Regions from separate parts of the Homo sapiens genome. Here region 2 is linked to region 1. The links are chromatin contacts, found by Hi-C or POLR2A ChIA-PET in ENCODE. All regions are on one chromosome and are shown on one strand. Each heading gives the region's core, a stretch centred on a gene start or an enhancer-like site at or near the end of the contact. The rest is flanking DNA. Distances are from core to core; before and after follow the strand shown. Region 1 has its middle 100 kb from the start of CDK15. Region 2 overlaps KIAA2012.

What was found. Hi-C counts contacts between places; a loop is a spot of excess contacts on that map. ChIA-PET counts read pairs that join two places held with the same protein, here RNA polymerase II (POLR2A). Pooled maps may share reads with other maps.
Region 2: a loop to region 1 is called in a pooled map, with 1.9 times the contacts of the local background. The contact joins two enhancer-like sites. A Hi-C loop is called at or near these places in 2 of 50 pooled maps. POLR2A ChIA-PET finds 5 or more read pairs at or near these places in 3 of 52 experiments (B cell, WTC11 and activated T-cell).

What each region holds. Positions count from the first base shown.
Region 1 is chr2:201,906,947-201,913,252 of GRCh38, forward strand. No RefSeq gene overlaps it. Among named protein-coding and RNA genes, the nearest start is that of CDK15, 100 kb to the left of the region's middle. Within about 2 kb of position 3,130, at least 3 of the 41 ENCODE cell types and tissues checked have a DNase peak (open chromatin) inside an H3K27ac peak, as active enhancers do.
Region 2 is chr2:202,169,088-202,175,393 of GRCh38, forward strand. All of the region lies in intron 15 of KIAA2012, which reads left to right. Among named protein-coding and RNA genes, the nearest start is that of KIAA2012-AS1, 55 kb to the left of the region's middle. RefSeq lists enhancers at 1,813-2,631, 3,884-4,093. Within about 2 kb of position 3,566, at least 2 of the 41 ENCODE cell types and tissues checked have a DNase peak (open chromatin) inside an H3K27ac peak, as active enhancers do.

The sequences.
Region 1 (6,306 bases), core at 1,880-4,379:
TCGTTCCAGGCAACAACAAAGAACAGATAAAAAAGCATGTAGCAGATGTAGTCGTGTAAATAAGCCTCTTTTTAAAAATGAATCACCACATGTCCCCAAGATCAGAATCACTCCCGGGAACCTGGTGTGGAGTCTCCCAGATGCAGAAGAAAGAGGAATGAATGAATGAATGAATGAATGAATGATCCAGACCAGCCAGAGACTAAACTGCAAGCAACGTTAGGTTTCCCTGTGACCATTCAGACTTAATGTGACTCTATGAGAAAGCACTGTTGCAGGCCGGGGATTGGCAGGCAGCCCCGGCCCCCAGCCTCAGATAACAAGCTGCTCTCCAAGAACACGTGCTAGGAAAAGTGCTTGATCAGAGTGTCAGCTTGTGGACTGAGTAGGAACACTAAGTGGTTTTGTCTGTCACCTCCTTCACCCCAGCTGGAATTTGGCCATAATCTGATAGAAACACTTTGCCCACTTTCAGGAGAATTTTCCACTATCAGTAAGGCTGCTTTTTCATACTTCGGCTATCACCAAAGCCTTTCAGAACACTTGTACTACTATCGCCCAGGGGAGCTTATATGTCTCAAGGGTAGGGGGTGGGGGACCAAAACCATTCTGAGCATGGAACACTCAGTTGATTCAGGTTTCATCCATGTTGAATTTCAGTCCCTGTTTCCTGAGGACTAGACTGTACTAGATGCTGTCCTGGAATCATGTCTTCATTAGTCCCCTGGGCCACATGACCGGTGAGTGAGTAAGCTGGGCTTCAAACTCAAATCCAGCCCCTGAGGTTTCAATGTCCATACTTGAACGTCTACTCGTGATGTCTTCATGTCACTGTGAAGAGGACTGACAGGGCTTCAGAAGCTGCTGCGTGGGAAAGGGTTAAAAGTGTCAGAGTGCCTGGGTTCAGATCCTGACTCCACAGCTTTGTAGCTGAATGCCTTTCGGCAGGTTACTTAACCTCATTAAGCCTCAACTTCCTCATCTGTAAGAATGGGTCCAGCAATAGTACCTGCCTGTAAGGGGGTTATCATGAGGCTTGAAAGGGTTTGACTCATGACAACTGTATAATAAATGATAGTTACTAGTATTGTCATACACATCACAAATACAATCAACATTATGGATTTACTCCCATCTAGGCATGAATAGTCGTGTGTTTATGTGTACACAATGTGACAAAGAAGAAACACAATAGCCACAATTTATCGGGCACTTATTATATGTCAGGTAGTAGAATAGGGGTTCTGCACACATAACCTCATGCTTTTCATATATATGACCTGATTTATTCCTCATAGCCATCTGTGAAGTAGTTAATATTATTTTTATTATTATTATATATTTTTTTGAGACAGTCTTGCTCTGTTTCCCAGGCTGCAGTGCAGTGGTGCGATCTCGGCACACCACAACCTCCGCCTCTCGGGTTCAAGTGATTCTCATGCCTCAGCCTCCCTAGTAGCTGGGACTACAGGCGTGCGCCACCACACCCAGCTAATTTTTTGGTATTTTTAGTAGAGACAGGGTTTCACCACGTTGGCCAGGCTGTTCTTGAACTCCTGACCTCAGGTGATCCGCCCACCTCAGCATCCCAAAGTGTTGGGATTACAGGCGTGAGCCACCATGCCCAGCCAGTAGTTAATATTATAATCCTCCCTTTCAGATGAAGAAAATGAAGCTCGCCAGGCACAGTGGCTCACGCCTGTAATCCCAGCAGTTTGGGAGGCCGAGGCAGGCAGATCACTTGAGGTCAGGAGTTCAAGACCATCCTGGCCAATATGTTGAAACCCCATCTCTACTAAAAATACAAAAATTAGCTGGGCATGGTGGCACATGCTTGTAGTCCTAGCTACTCTGGAAGTTGAGGCAGGAGAATCACTTGAACCTGGTAGGTGGAGGTTGCAGTGAGCTGTGACAGTGCCACTGCACTCCAGCCTGGGTGACAGAGTGAGATTCCATCTCAAAAAAAAAAAATAAAAGAAAATAAAAGAAAAAAGAAAATGAAGCTTACACAAGTTAAGTGACTTGCTTGGAGTCACACAGTTGATATTATATATGGTGATGCTGAGCTTAGATTCCAGAACTGCTTTGAGAGCCTATGCTTCTAATCACTATTCTACAGTGTCTCTCTGAGGCAATAGGCTTAAAAAAATAGATTCCAAAAATTGCTGCTTTCAAACGTGTTGTCTTTTAAAGAAATCTCTTTGAAAAGTGCCAGCTTACCCCATCAATACTGCCATTGTTCAGGCTCTTTGGCCTTCAGAACCATACACAATCCTCACGAGAAAATGAGTCTCAATTTTATCATCCTCATCTTTTAATCTAAAATGGTATTACTTAACTTGATCATGCACCTTATTCCCCGGACTTTGATCTAAATGAATTTTAGCTGTTAAAAATCAAATCCACCTTTAAAGGATAAATATTTGTCCTCATCAAGATACTCCATTCACTTCAGTGTCGAAAAAGAAACGATCCAGAGTGTTTTTAACAGCATCTTTGGAATAAGTAATTCATCTTCCAGGGAGATTGCTTTGAAGGAGAGCCTCATGTGGGATGCATAAGCTCTGGTATGTTTATTTAAAACATACCTTAAATTTCCTTACACATATTCACAAGTAACTTGCCTGGAAGCCCCAGACACTCAGCTCTACTAAGGCAGGAGAAATTGATGAGGTCATCAAGTCCTTTTGAATTGTATGTTCCTAGACTCTTAAACTTTTATTCAGTGAATTGTAAACATGAGCAAAAGGTTTCACTGCGGGAAAGGACCCTGCCTAAACAGAGACGCTCACACACATGCACCTCAACCCACCTCTCCATTCTGCAATGTGGAGCCTTAAGCCATTGCTGGCTTAGGGCTAGAGAGACTATTTGGGGCTCTGAAGAGACAAATCAGAATAGGCAGCTTTTTTGATAGGAAGTCAGCAACTTCCATTCTTGCAACTACCCTGAGCTTAACTTAAATGCCTTCCAGTTGCTAAAAACCTGCAGCTGTATCTGAGCCCAGACAGCCTTTTAACAAAAGTTGTCCATTTTTATGTGGCCAGCCATTGGGTAATCAATACACACGAGATCATCCTTCCACAACCTTTTTCAGTCGCCAACACTTGATGAGTCAGGGTAGTTAACCCAGCCCAAAGACACTGTAGCTGGGCTTCATCACTACATTAGACCCTACTTAAACCCTTCCTTGCTGATTTACTTACAGCACAGCTCTTCTACTTTTTGCAGTAACATAACTTTGGTTAAAGTTCTTGTCACTTTCAGTTTTGCCTACGCTGCCTCCCACTTCCTCCCAAAGCACCCCCCGCCCCCATCATGCTGTGCTCTCCAGATGTTCACAGTCCTGAAATATCCCACATGACAAAATATATACATGTTGTAATTATCCAAGTAAGTCCATCTTTGCTTACTTTGGTCTGGTTCCCATTTGTCTTATCAGTTAAATAGCAAAACTTTGATTAGTGTGGTAGGCAGAACACTGCCCACCCCCCAACCAAAGATCCCCACATCCTAATCCCAGGAACCTATACCCATGCTATGTTACATGGCAAGGGGGAATTAAAGTTGCAAATGGAATTTAGGTAACTGATTAGCTGACCTGAGAATAGAGAACATATCCTGGATTATCTAGGTGGGCCCAATGTTATCACAGGGTCCTGAAAGTGTGTAAACCAAAAAGTATCTGAGACAAGCCTCAATCAATTTAGAAAGTTTATTTTGCCAGCCGGGCACGGTGGCTCACGCCTGTAATCCCAGTGCTTTGGGAGGCTGAGGCGGGCGGATCACGAGGTCAAGAGATCGAGACCATCTTGGCCAACATGGAGAAACCCCGTCTCTACTAAAAATACAAAAATTAGCTGGGCGTGGTGGCATGTGCCTGTAGTCCTAGATACTCAGGAGGCTGAGGCAGGAGAATCACTTGAACCTGGGAGGTGGAGGTCGCAGTGAGCCGAGATTGCGCCACTGCACTCCAGCCTGGCAACGGAGCGAGACTTTGTCTCAAAAAAAAAGAGAGAGTTTATTTTGCCAAGGTTAAGGATACACCTGCGACACAACTTCAGGAGGTCCTGACGACGTGTGCTCAAGGTGGTTGGAGTACAGCTTGCTTTTATACATTTTAGGGAGACATAATACATCAATCAATACATGTGAGATCTACATTAGCTCCATCTGGAAGGGCAGGACAACACAAAGGTGGGGAGGGCTTCCAGGTAACAGGTAGATTTAAACAGATTCTCACTGGCAATTGGTTGAAAGATCTGTTATCTGTAGAAAAGAATGTCTGAGTTACCATAGGGGTTGCAGAGACCTAGGTTTTATCATGCAGATAAAGCCTCCAAGTAGCAGGCTTTAGAGAGCAAAGTAAATTTCTTATCAGACTTAAGGTCTGTGTTGATGTTAATGCTGGAGGGGTCTAATGAGGTATGTCCAACCCCTGCTTCCCTTCATGGCCTGAACTGGTCCTTCAGGTTAGATTTTTAGGGTGCCCTGACTGAGAAGGGAGTCCATTCACATGGTTGTGGGCAGGGCCTTTGAATTTTATTTTTGGTTTACAAGTGTAAGAGTGAGGCGGAAGAGAAAGAGTGATGTGATGGAGAACCGGGCCTGCTGTTGCTGGCTTTGAACATGGGAGAAGAAGGCCATCAGCCAAGGAATGCAGACAGCCTCAAAAAGCTGGAAGGGACCAGGAAACAGACTGCCCCTACAGCCTTCAAAATGGAGCACAGCCCTGCCGAAATCTTTGTTTTTAGCCCAGTGAGTACCATTTTAGATTTATGAACTAGAGAATCGTAAGAAATTTGTGCTATTTTAAGCCACTGAATTTATGATAACATGTTATCGCAACAATAGGAATCCAACACAATCAGCTGAAGCCTAAATAACCAGAAGACACATTCACTTCACATTTTCTGCGTATCACTTTTGAGAGAAATATTCAAATCTCAAGAGAAACTTAAATCAACAGTTTACTTTTAAGCAAGATCCTAGATTGAATTCTCTTCAAACAGACCCTGACAGGATTGGGGGCCACAGGTTTATTGGGGAGCTCTCTCTGGTGCAAAAAGCTAGATCTGGCTGAGACACTGGCCTGCAATGCAACTGCATCTGAGGCCTTAGGCAATCCTACAATCCTACAGGCAGCTCTGGAACTGGGATGGCCCTTCAAAATAGCCCCAAACTGAGGCAAAGGGGCTGAAGCTCTGTATCCACATCATCTGGTTTGAGAGACAGAACAGCCTTGGGTGAGGCGGTTCCTGGTGGCTTGGAGCAACGCCCAGGCAATAAGATACTGTGAGCCATCCACCTTTGATATTTCTACCTACTGCTGCTGGGGGACGGATGGGTTGGCGCTGAGGAGAGGATCTGGGCAGGCGCTAGGATATTCCCTACAAGCAATCTATGTTTCTATGGGCGTGTCCTGAGATCAATACCTATTCCATCTTGTCTTGCTATGACATAAGAAGAGCTATTATTAATTTAGTGCTTCCTACATAACAGAGACTATTTGAAGGACTTTACACTCACTGTCTCTAGTCCTAGCCTCCTCCTAACCTAGCAAAGTAACTATAATTAGTTCCACTCTGCAGATGAGGACACTAAGGCTCAGAAGCTTAGACAGGCGGAGTGCTTTGTCCCAGGCCACCCAGCTAGTGAAGTGGCAGAGCCAGGTTTTGACATCAAAGCCAGCCCATTTTATCCTCAGTCTTCCACAGAGCACACGGACCACACCCCTAGAAAGAGAGTCAGCATTCACAGACATCAACCTGGCACCACAAAAATTCTTGGTCCTCAAAGAAAGATAAGATTGTATTTGGTAAACTCTGATTCCTAAATAGGAAAAGGAGCCTGAGACAGATTGATAAGATATTAAACAAGGCTGAAAATGAAGAAAAAAAAAAAAAACTTCTGGTGGCCCAGAAGGGTTGAGTTGATCAAAGTTTGAACTACACACTGTAAATCAAAGTTAATTACATTTTTACTCCAGGTTGTATGTGGTGGATTTTGTCATCATTTTTACTTGTTCCTCGGTGTTCTCTTTCCCAGTGGAAGCTCCTGGGGGAAAAGGGCCAAGAGGTTCTAAGTTTCCTCATATGGCCCCTAGCACCACATCAACACAGGAGAGCACATCATAAATACCATTTGATGATTTTCTTCCCGCGCATTCATAGCCCCAGACCCTGTGTAAAGGCCTGCTGAGCAATATCATTCACTGAAGTGCTACTCTCCCTGCAGGTTGGGTCCAGAAAATATGGTGCTCGGAAAACACTGTAAAAGCTGCCTCTTTAATAAGGATCCTGGTGT
Region 2 (6,306 bases), core at 2,316-4,815, 260 kb after region 1:
TGAAGTCTAATTCAATTGCACAAATGCTTAATTGGGTGGCTACTAAGTACCACCTATAGCCCCATGTGTTATGTGAGCTGCTTGAAGGCAAGGATCATGCCTTATTCAGGCCTGGTAAATGTTTCCTAAATGAATGAATGAGTCAAATGTATGAATGAATGAATATGCTAAGTATTCAAAGGATTCAAAGATGACAAAACCAAGTTTCCTACCCTCAAGGCCTCACAGTGAAGACTTCAACTGCAGGCATGATGTTCACTGTGAGGAAACAGTGCCTCCCAGGGTTACTAAGGTCACAGCCCTCTAACTAGGGTGCAGTCAAGGAACCTACAGCCACCAGCCAGAACCTGCACCTTCACCATAGACCCAGAAGCAGCCAACAGGCAACAGGTAACTAATGCTGATGGGGAAGGAGGACACTGGCTCTGTCAGCTTCTCAGTGAGTGTCCCAGCAGCCAATGCCCTCATTAACCTGATAAGGCTGGTCTAATTCGTGGCTAGTGTACCAAGTCGTTTCATCATAGTGCAGTCTAGACCAGAGATTTTTGTAAGAACCACCTATCTAGACCCATTCTAGCTAGCACCTGGGAGCTTATTAGAAAAGAGAATCTGGGGTCTCACCCCAGACCTGCCTGTTAACAAGGTCCTCAAGTGATTCGTATGCCCACTGATGTCTGGGAAACACTGAAATCTATTCATCGAGGAAACTGGGTTTCAGATTCAAAAGACATGGATTCCTTTACCAGCTGTGCCTTTGATTAAGTCTGTAGTTTAGGGAAGGGCGGATTGCTTCTCTGGGCCTTGGTCTCCTTTCCCATAAACCAAGGAGGTCGGGATGGATCATCTCTAGGGCCCCATCCCATTCTCATGCTCTGGCCGTCTATGAGTCGCTCAGGCTTGCACAGTGGTAGGCTGTAGATCCAGGACTGGGGCGGGGCCTCCTTCCCAAGCTCATCCCCCACCCCCACTTCCGGGGAAGGCTGGTCTGCCACCTTCACTGTGTCCTACATAAATCTCTTCTACCACCCAGCCTCCCTCAGGTGACAGCCTGGGAGGAGGCCATCCCTGTGCCATTTGTGAGCCCTGGCTCAGTGCAGCAACAAGTGAGTGAGAGCTCAATGGGTCAAGATGGGAGCACTGCTTTGCCACGGTTCTCTGGCATGGCATGAGGACTCCATAAACCTCTGGGCCTCTGGAGGCTTCCACTTCCTGATCTGAAAATAACAAAATTGACCTTCCAATCTCTGTTTCTCACTTTCTGTGATTCAATGACATTGGAACTGTTTCTGTTAAGGGGAAAAGCAGAATCCACGGTGCTACCACTGAGATAGCTCCATGGTTCAGCCTCCAGGTTCAGGCCGTCTTAAGTCTTTAACCACCGACTGCATGAATGGAAGCTTCCATTATTCACTCAGCATACACTTGCTGATCCCTACTAAGTTTCATAGCCTTCATGGTTGGATAAAACACACTCCTTACTGCAGCTCCCGCTTTGGTGGAGGAAACAGATATGTGTGCAGACAGCTCCAGTGAGTGGAGTGTGATCAGTGCTCTAAGAGAATACAGGAAGGACAACTGATCCAGACCGGGGCAGAAATCTGATCCAGATAGAGAGAAATCAGGTAGGGCTTCCTGTAGGAGGTAATGGCTGACATGAAGGAAGGCATTTACGAACCTAGACTGCGTTCACCCATTTGTGATGAAGACATCAAGAGAAGGCAGCAGTTCACACTCCCTGTGTGCCAGGCACCAGGCTATGCATTTTCTGTAAAGTGCCTCATTTAACTTTTATACTAATCCTGTAAAGAAGCAGGCCTTGGTATCCCTATTTGTCAGATGAGACAATTGAGGCACAGAGTGGTTAAGTACCACATCCTTGCTCGCAGAGCTGGGCAACAGTGAGGCTGACCTCCCCAGGCTGTCTGCATAGATTAATGCTGGATGTTAACAGCTATCAAAAAGAGGGTTCGCCCCCCACGGGAGAAAACAGCAAGGTCCGGGGAAATAGAGATTTAAAGAAATACTACACACACACACACACACACACACACACAGACATATACACACACACATTCATACATAGACACACACACAGACACATATACACAGACACACATGCACACACACACACACACACCCCAACTAGAGAAATATGAATGAAAAGATTCTTCAAGCAGTTTTTTTAAAGGGAATAAAAAGGTGTGGCCAATCGGGGAGGGAGGCCAAAGTGGTCCAGCAGTGCGGCATCTGCGCCTCCGCGGCGGCAGGGGCCCCGCAGCAGGCGCGCTGGGAGCAGCTTCTCTCGGGGCCTGCCGCGTTTATGGCTTCAATAGCGCCGCTCCGGGTCCCCGCGGCGTCGGAGAGGCTTCTGCCTAGCGCCTCTCTGCTGCGCGAGGTCGTCCCGGCCTTACAAAAGGAGCTCCTCGCTGGTGAGCTCAAGACCCCAGGCGGGCTCTCCCCGAAGGGTCACTTCTCCGAGTGTGTCGCCTCCTTTAGTCTTTTCTTTTCCTCTCTGTGGTGGCTTGTGATGTCTCTAACGCTGGGGCCTCCTATGGACTCCATCCCGAGATGGAGACTGGCAGAGCTAGAAGGTCTAAACATCTGAAAAGCAGGCACGCATAGTCCCTGGGGAGAAGGCAGGGAGGCAGGCAAACCCCTGGAGTGCCACCCAAACAATTGGACTTTTTAATTGATACTGTTTTATTTTGGCCAATTTTCCACTTAGGGGTGGAGAAAAGGGAAGTAATTTTTGGCATTTACTTTTTTTTTTTTTTTTTTTGGAGACAGAGTCTTACTCTGTTGCCCAGGCTTGAGTGCAGTGGCGTGATGGCTCACTGCAACCTCCGCCTCCCAGGTTCAAGCAAGTCAGCCGCCTCAACCTCTCGAGTAGCTGGGATTGCAGGCGCCTGCCACCACGCCCTGCTAATTTTTGTATTTTTAGTAGAGACGGGTTTTCGCCAGGCTGTTTGCGGGCTTACGCCCGCGTCGGCCTCCCAAACTGTTGGGATTACAGGCGTGAGCCACCGCGCCTGGCCATTTTTGGCATTTACTATGAAGCAAGACGTAATGCTAGGTGCTTTATGTACTTTGAGCTTATTTTATCCTCACTATAACCTTATGAGGCAAAGTGCATTGTTTCTATTCCACAGATGAGGAAAATGAGGCTCAAAGAGGTTAGGTAACTTGCCCAAGGGGCACACAGCCAGTAAGTGGAGAAGCTGAGAGATGAACCCAGGTTTCTATGACTCCATGCTCCTTGAATCTTTGAGTTGTGATGCCATCCCTGTGTTTCTGAGAGGAAATAGTAAAAAGTCAGGGAAACATCACGAAATTATGGCAGTATGTTTTTTAAGCCAGCATGAATCTTGGAGGTGATCTAGAAGTTCTTTTATATTATGGATGAAGAAACCTGAGGCCTACAAGTCAAGAGAATCGTGCATGACAACTAATTATTAAAACCAGGGTAACTGGAGTCTGCCCAGTGTTAGTGGTTATCTAGTTCAGTTCAGTTCCGTTCAGGTCAGTTTCGTTTTGAAGACTTTTCCTTGGGCAGTTTCCAGCTTCAGGAATAAACAGCTCCAGAAGGAGCAAGTGTAATGATTGCCTGACCTGTGCAAAGAAGTGAGGAGTAGCCAGTGCTGGAAAAGTTCCTCCTAACACTGTGGAGAAAACAGGGAGACCAGAAGTGTGTGCCCAGGAGTCCTGGTGGTGCCACTCACCAGAATCTACAGCCTGGAAGATGGCACCATGCAAAGGTCTGGGGCTCCTTGCTCCCCACATTGCCCAGTATGATGCCTGCACAGTCATGGCACAGCACACTGCCAGGCCCTGCTATCTGCAGCCTGCAGTACTAGGTGCAAAATATTCTGCTAGTCCTTAGCACCTACATGACCTAACTCTGGTACTGCTCTATTTTTCCTCTGGGAAGTATTTCAAAGTTCTCCTTCATATTGGAAGAGGAGGAAGTAGGAAGTGGTGCACGCTTAAGAATGTTTCTGGTTTACTCCTACACAGCCCAGACTGGGGAAGTCCCCCGGGAAGTCCCCCAGAGTCCCAGAGAACAGCAGTCGTCCCTTGATTCTGAAAATTCTCTTCACCTTCCAGGAAGAAAAGCTCATTTCTAACAAGAGACCTAAATTTGTCAAAACCCAAAAGCAGCTAAAACTAGAGATAAGGACAACATAAGAAAGGAAAATTATAGGCCGGGCCTGGTCACTCACGCCGGTAATCCCAGCACTATGGGAGGCCAAGGCGAGCGGATCACCTGAGGCTGGGACTTCGAGACCAGCCTGACCAACATGGAGAAACCCCGTCTCTACTAAAAATACAAAATTAGCTGGGCGTGGTGGCACGTGCCTGTAATCCCAGCTACTCAGGAGGCTGAGGCAGGAGAATCGCTTGAACCCGGGAGGCAGAGGTTGCAGTGAGCCAAGATAGCACCATTGCACTCCAGCCCGGGCAACAAGAACGAAACTCCATCTCAAAAAATAAAATAAAAAAAGGAAAATTATAGACCAATCTCACTTATGATCAAACATACAAAACTCCTAAATAAACTATTAACCAATCAAATTCTTAAGCTTATATTTTTAAAAGTATTAACAATACACACAACTGAATTTGGTTTATCACAAGAATTCAAAGAGGGTCTAACATATGAAAATATATTTATAATCCACACTAAGAGGTTAGTGGGGAAAAGCCTTAGGGTCATCTCAATAGATGCAAAAGGAAAAAAATAAAATTCACCCATTCCCAATTAAAACTTATCAGACTAAGAATAGAAGAGGGCTTCTTGATTTTGACAAAGAGTATCCATGAAAAACCTATAGTAAACATCACACTTGAATACTTGAATGGTAGAACTTGAGAAGCATTCTTTTTTTTTCTTTTTTGAGACACAGTTTTGCTCTTGTCGCCCAGACTGGAGTGCAACGGCACGATCTCGGCTCACTGCAACCTCTGCCTCCCAGGTTCAAGCAATTCTTCTGCCTCAGCCTCCCAAGTAGCTGGGATTACAGTTGCTCACCACCGCACCTGGCTAATTTTTTGTATTTAGTAGAGATGGAGCTTCACCATGTTAGTCAGGCTGGTCTCGAACTCCTGACCCCAGGTGATCCACCCTCCTGGGCCTCCCAAAGTGCTGGGATTACAGGCATGCGGCACTGCGCCTGGCCAAGAAGCATTCTCTTTAGAGACAGGACTAGGACAAGGATGTCCTCTATCAGTGATTCTATTCAACATTGTACTAGCAATGCTAGCCAGAACGGTAAAGAAACCAAAAAAAGGAAAGATGAAAGGATAGGAAGGAGGAAAATGACACTGGTATTATTTCCAGACTATATTATTACTTATATGGAAAATTCAAGGGACTCTACAGACAAGACATTAAAAGACAAAAGAATTCAGCAAGATTACTAAATACAGATCAATACACAGAAATCAATTGTGTAAAAAATAGTGTTTGAAAACATAAAGCACAATTTAAAAATAGAATTTAAAAGGAATTGTTATTATGGAAAACTGCAAACATACACAGAAGTGAACAGAGCAGCACAGTGAATCCCATATACCCATCTCTTGGCCAGTGTTGTTCACCTGTATCTCCAACTCCTTTCTCTCTCCCATGTTATTTTGAAACAAATTTTAGGCTCATATCATTTTATTCATATATACTTGAGAACATATCTCTCAAAGATGAGAAATGACTTTTTTTATTATTATTATACTTTAAGTTTTAGGGTACATGTGCACAATGTGCAGGTTAGTTACATATGTATACATGTGCCATGCTGGTGCGCTGCACCGAGAAATGACTTTTAACATAATCATGATACCATTATTACACCCAAAATTTAAATAATTCTTTAATATAATTGAATATTCAGTCAGTTTTCAAAGTTCAAATTGTCCCATAATTATTATAATTGTTTTGGAATTTGCAAACCAACTGTTTACAATTGGTTGATATGACCTTTAAATCTCATTGAATTTATAAGTTCCCTTCCATTTCTTTTTTTTCCCCCTTTTAGTGTATTTGTAGGAAATTGGGTCACTTGTCTTGTTGAGTTTCAATCTAGACTTTGCTGATTGCGTCCTCATAGTGTAGTTTAACATGTTTCTCTGTCTTCCACATGTCCTGTAAGTTAACACTTGGGTCTAGAAACTTGATCAGATTCCGGTTTGGTTTGGTTTTTCCTTTTGGCAGTCTATAAATTCAGTGCAATTTCAATTTTAAAAATCCCCAACAGGGTTTTTGGCAGAACATGATTAGCTGATATTAAAATTCATATAGAAAAGCCAGAA